2 separate regions of the Homo sapiens genome follow, and region 2 is linked to region 1. The links are chromatin loops, found by intact Hi-C in ENCODE. Cell type or tissue: mucosa of descending colon. All regions are shown on one strand. Links, peaks and the distances in the headings refer to the core of each region. The heading gives the core; the rest is flanking DNA. Region 1 overlaps PARP16 (poly(ADP-ribose) polymerase family member 16). Region 2 overlaps CILP (cartilage intermediate layer protein).

Region 1 (2,911 bases), core at 98-2,597:
GCTGCGAGTGAAGTACCTCCTGGTGTATTCACAGAAGCCACCCAAGAGGTAAGGTCCAAGAGAACAACTAATGGCTGTATTCAGAGTGCTGGCTTTCTTAGTTGTTGTAGGTATCAGCCTCCCCTCCCCCAGCCTTAGACCTCCGCTAGATGTCAAGTATGTAAAGCACCATGCTGGACACGGTGAGAAGTGAGAGATAGGATCTGGAGAAGATGTGGTCCCGACCCTAAGAGGACTGTATTCCAGTGAGAAGAGAGAAAGATTGGTAAACACAAATAGCATGAGAGACTGACTGAGTCCAAATTGGCTGCCGCAAACAGTGTGGCCCCTTAGCCATTAGGCCCATGATTGCAGTCTGAGACCCACCGATGAGGTTAAGCTGAGAGGCAGGGCAGTGACTGGACACCGGTTGTGATTGTGCACAGGCTGGCTCAGTAGCTTCCCACAGTGGCTGCTGAACCACTGACTGCCCCTCTCTGGACCTGAGATGCTTCATCTTTATCTCTAAAATGAGGGCCTTGAACTCAATAGCAGATGTGGGCCTTCAGACCTTATCAGCTTTGGTGGATGCCTAGTTCCATCTCTGCAGTGTGGGAGTAAGTGTGGGGCTCACCAGCGTTGGGGGCCACTCTTGAGATTTTGTTGCATTGTTGGAATCCATGATGGTGCTTCTTGCAGGGGCCAGCAGCAGGTAAGTAGATATGACAGGAAAAGGGGTCACTTTAAATAATCCCCACTCCTGCTTGTACACACCAGTGGTTTCCATGCTTCCAGACTTCATAAACCAGTAAAGTCTCCTCCCGACCCCTGTCCAAATTTGGGAAATGTATATAGGGTGCCTGGGTCCAGGTGACATTATGCTTTGGTTTAAAATCATCTAACTTTTTATCCTTGAAAATTCCATTCCTTTCCCACTTCTCCCTGGAGCATCTCTTTAGTGCACACTTGGGTGGTTTAGATCATCTCCTAGTGGGCCAAAGAGGATTTCCCCAGCTTGGATTTATATCTGCATGTGTCTAAAAGTGAAAAGACTTCAGCTAAATTACCTGCCACCTGCCACCATCTGGGCAGACACCCTGAGCTAGGTCATTGTTATAGATACCAAGATGGGTTGTAAATGGTAAAAGAGGAGCTACAAAAGGGAAGATCAGGATGAGCTCATTGCATAGCTGTCTTTGCGCATTTAGAAAATATCCTGTTGAAAGGCGTGTCAGTGCCTGGGCAAACAGCCCCAGGTTTCTTGAGCAAGGAAGCACGAAGCTTCATTTCATGGCTCAGGCAAAGGATGAAATTCATCATTTTGTCTTCTTAGAGCCAGACTTGTTGTACACACTTAAAAAAAATGTTTTTCTCTTTTTGCCAACACCACTCTTTTTTCCCTCTTAAGCAGGGCTTCGAGCCAGCTCTCCTGGTTTTCCAGCCATTGGTTTACCGTCATGATATCCCTGTATCTGCTGCTGCTGCTCATAGTGAGTGTCATCAACTCCTCTGCTTTCCAACACTTTTGGAATCGTGCGAAAAGATAATCTTTCTGGGCCTGGTGTGGGGGCTACCTCAACTATGTGCCTTATGGTAACTTGTTCTGTACCTCCTATGCCTCATGTCCAGCCAGGTTGAGCCTAGGGGCCAGTTGGGGGACCACAGGACAATTTTCATATGGCCTAAATGTATCCATTGCCTTTGATGATGTTCCCAGCCATACTCCAGTCAACGGGGACTACTAGTCCCTCACTCTTAGGTTTTAGGGGAGTCCTTCCATCTGCTCCTTCTTAAACTGTCCTAGGGAGTTGGCTTTTCAGCCAGGGCCAAAGGAAAAAGCCCTGCTGCATTTAAAAACAAAGTGTCCAAGCTGTCAGTGGTGTGTTTACAATCTCTCCTGGCAGAGGTTGGCCCTTTCTCTAATGCCTTCTGGAAGGCGGAAAATGTGGGAACTATAAATCACTAGGCGGTTGCCTTGTTTTGACTTGAGACACCCAAGAGGAACAGTCATGTTTCTCATAAAAATCAGTGGGATCATTTTTGAATTCCATCAGCCTTTGTATGTGAGTGCAAAACATTTTAACAGTTTTCTCAAATCAACAAACAGCCTTCTCCTATAGCTGTACTTGCCCCCCTCCCCAAAAAACCATGGATGAGAAAGAAAGGAGTCAGGGGCCTGATAAAAAATACAGACTTAATGAGCAACTCAAGATGAGAAAACTGCTCTTTTTCCAAAAATTACCAACTGCTGATTACAGCTGAAATGGAACCAAATGTTTGTTTTCTGATTTTTTTTTAATAGCTGTTTAACAAATTAGTCTTTGCTGAGTAAAAGGGGAAATTTCTAAACCTAGTGCACTGTTTGGCCAGTGTCCACAGCCTCTTTTCTGGCTGTGTTTTAGAGAAAGGGATTTGAGCTATAGGCTCGCCTCCTGTTCTCATTCTCACAAAGCTGCCTTGACTGTGGCCTGCAACCACGAGTGCCATGCTTTCAGGTCTTCTGTGGCCTACTGGCCTTCAAGACAGAGGCCTGCCCCAGTGTGCCACAGATCCATGTGGATGGAGCCTCCTTCAGAGGGGTCACAGGTCTTTGAGACTCAGCCTGGGCTTTAATGTGTAGGAAAAGCCTTCTGGCCACCCAGAGAGCCGGAGCCCTGCTTGCTGTATTCTCTGCTCCCTTCTTCCTGCTGGGTTTTAGCCATAATAGGGCCCGGTACGATTTGGGAGTGACATTTCTGTAAAGAAGAGGAAAAATCATTTTTCTATAATTTGTAAAGTTGTGAAAGAGCCACTACCACAGTTTTTACATTGATTATTGGAACATTTCAGAATAAATAAAGATATTTTCTTAATGATTTAAGTTGCCTTTGTGAGTGCTTTTAGCCTTAGTGTGAGTCTGCCCTATATGCCTTGTTGTTAAAAACTTTATCTT
Region 2 (2,911 bases), core at 227-2,726, 65 kb after region 1:
TTGCTAAATTTGGAATTCTAGTGCACATTCAAAGTTAAGCTATTAAATATAGGGTGATCATAGTTCCTCTACCAAGTCTGGAAAGAACATCTCCTGGTATCCACAATTACACCAGGTTGCTAACTGTATTTGTACATTTCCCTTTGCATTCGCTTCTGTTCTTGCTAGAAACCCAGTGTAGCCCAGGGCAGATGTCAATAAATGCATACTCTGTATTTCGATTCTGAGGCCACTGTCCTGTCTTAACTATTAAAGTGAGCCAGCTTCTCAGAGGAGTACAGGGGACTCTGGAAAGCAGTCACAGGTGGTGTAAGTCCTCGCCCCCTAAGTTACAGGGCAGGGCAACATAGGCACACACTCCAGCAGTCAAATTTGTTCTCATGGATCACATTTTCCGTTTGCAGAAAAGAGCAGATTCCTGGAGTTGTGAGCATGTTCTGGGCTCCTGAGCAAGACTAAAAACACGTCCCGATTTTTTTCTTTCCTTCTTTCCAATACTTTGGAGCTTATACAATGGCTTGGCCCAGGGTCTGACAAGCTGGCCAAGTGGTCCTTTGGCTCTCCCAACAGCCTGTTGCCTTCTCCAGCTGGGCTGGCCGGCCTCACTCAGAAATGGGCTTTTACTTTTTTCTTTATGCTCTTCTAAAGATGTTCAACTTTTCCAGACACCAGATCTCTGTTGTGTGTTACAGACCCTGTCCCTGGAGCAAAACAATTGGTCCAAACGGGCAGAGTTTTGGTTTTGGAAAAGGTATTTGGTTTAAAATAGTAAATCAGAGGCCCATAGGTGGTGCCAGAGCGATCTCAGCGGCATTACAGTCAGGGTAGTGGGGTGTGGGGTTGGATAGGATGCACTCACTGCCCCTATCCCAACCCCTCCAGAATCTGTCAGGCAAGAGTCCAAAGGGTTTGGGAGAAGAGAGGACACTGTTTACAATCAGGACAAAAAGCTTTCCCTGATGCCCTGGCCAGCCTAGTGCAGCTCCTTTACCCATCTCTGGCCTGGGCTGGATTTGTACTCTTGGATCACCATCTGCCCGGCTCCTGGGAATTTGGTTTGTAAGCAATTAGAAATTTCTCTAGCTGAGCACATCACAATAACCATAGAAAAAGCAAGCATCTGCAGGAGTGAGGACTAGTGGTCTTGTGATTGCAACTTGACCCACTTCCAGACTCCACATCTGTCCCACTGCTCCCAGGAAGCAGCTCTCACTGACTGCTTGGGGAGGCTTGACTGCCCCTGTTGTGAGTGCACAGCTATCTGCAGCACCATCGCCCCAGCCACTTCAGGAGCCAGAGTGCCTGCTGCTTCAACCTGACCACCAGTTCACTTCAAACTCACGGGGGGAGGGGGAGGGTCGGGGGGGGGTGGGTTGCTGGGGAAGGTGGGCTGACTGGTTCCCCACTCTAGGGCACTTTCCTTGCTGTTCTCAATTGAGGGCCTGAATAAATGGACTCCAGCACACAGCATCTGATGCCTGACTTTTTCCTTCACTCGCCAAACATTTATTGAGTGCCAAACCATGTATGCAAGTAGACAAGCTTTTATGAGATAGTACAAAACATACTACATGTCATGGCATCAGACTTTGAGGAAGTAGTGGTCAAAGAAGTCTTCTTAGAAAAGGTGACATCTAATTTGAGGTCTGAATGATAGCTAGGAGGTGGCCTGCTAATGGTATGGCTGTCAGGAACGAGAGGCACAAGCAGAAACAGATGTGCAAAACCAGGGACTGCAGGCTGGGTGGGGCTTGCAGGCAGATACCTCTCTTTCAGACAAGGAAACACTTTTTTTTTTTTTTTTGAGACGCAGTTTTGCTCTTTCGCCTAGGCTGGAGTGCAGTGGTGCGATCTTGGCTCACTGCAACCTCTGCCCCCGGGGTTCCAGCGATTCTCCTGCCTCAGCCTCCCGAGTAGCTGGGATTACAGGTGTGCACCTCCATGCCCAGCTAATTTTTGTATTTTTAGTAGAGACAGGGTTTCACCATGTTGGCCAGGCTGGTCTTGAACCCCTGACCTCAGGTGATCCACCCACCTCAGCCTCCCAAAGCGCTGGGATTACAGGTGTGAACTGCCGCCAGGCCTAGCCAGCATTCTTGAGTTGAACTCATGATACTTAATTCCTAAGAGTCTTGCCTCCAAAATCAAATGTGCTCCTTGCTAGCTGCATAACTTTCCCCTGGACCTCAATTTACTCACCTATAAATGAAGGATTTCTAAAGCCCTTTTCATGATTTTCAGTGAGGCTAATAGCACCATTCCCAGGATGCTTTCAGTTCATTAAACCACTGCTGATTTGTCGGTTGTTCCCCTGTGGAGACTGCACACTGGATGGACAAAATGCTCATCTCAGGAAAGCCCTAGCGTTTCAGTCTCAGCCTTCTGATCACCCAGTTACTGAGTGCGAATTCTGTGAAGGTCGGTACCATATGGCATGGAGGAGGGGAACAGGCAGGTAGATGGGCAGATCAGGTTGCTTCTGCTTACAAACAAGGGAGTTTTCAAACAATGTTCTCTCAAGTTCAAAGAGTTCTAGCAGCTGACGTGATAAGAGAAAAATGTCACCAAGATGTTGGGACAAGAACAGAGTCTGGAAGGATTGAGAGGACTTAAGCAAAATTAGAGGTAGATGGGGTTTCAGGTAAAGGTGTTGGCTAGAGCCAAAGAATAGAGGTGGGACTGTGCACTGGCAGTCTTTTGATTACAAGTAACAGGGGTGCCAGGTAACCTCAGGAAGGACTGGAACCAAGAATTGCAGAGCCATCAGAATCCAGGTAATCACTCTTTCTGGTTTCAATTAACTTGTCTTCTCTCATGCTCGGTGGCTTTGGTTCTCTCAATTTCTAATTCAATCTTGGGTTACATGCTCTGTTTTTCTTTTTCTTTTCTTTTCTTTTTTCTTTTTTTTTTT

What was found. Hi-C counts contacts between places; a loop is a spot of excess contacts. Peaks named below come from ENCODE experiments on the same cell type or tissue, not always from the same donor. Only the 100,000 strongest peaks of a DNase experiment are listed, where the experiment ranks them.
Region 2: it touches region 1 in a loop (3.0-fold over the local background); 12 of 110 quality-filtered maps call a loop at or near these places.

What each region holds. Positions count from the first base shown.
Region 1 is chr15:65,258,022-65,260,932 of GRCh38, reverse strand. PARP16 (poly(ADP-ribose) polymerase family member 16) reads left to right here. Exons shown (of 6, transcript NM_001316943.2): 5 at 1-48; 6 at 1,391-2,834. The coding sequence ends at 1,526. Among named protein-coding and RNA genes, the nearest start is that of SNORA24B, 26 kb to the left of the region's middle. In mucosa of descending colon, for the core only: no CTCF peak of the experiment used is centred there; a DNase peak (open chromatin) is centred at 1,229.
Region 2 is chr15:65,193,316-65,196,226 of GRCh38, reverse strand. CILP (cartilage intermediate layer protein) reads left to right here. Exons shown (of 9, transcript NM_003613.4): 9 at 1-1,467. Among named protein-coding and RNA genes, the nearest start is that of CLPX, 9.4 kb to the right of the region's middle. In mucosa of descending colon, for the core only: no CTCF peak of the experiment used is centred there; no DNase peak of the experiment used is centred there.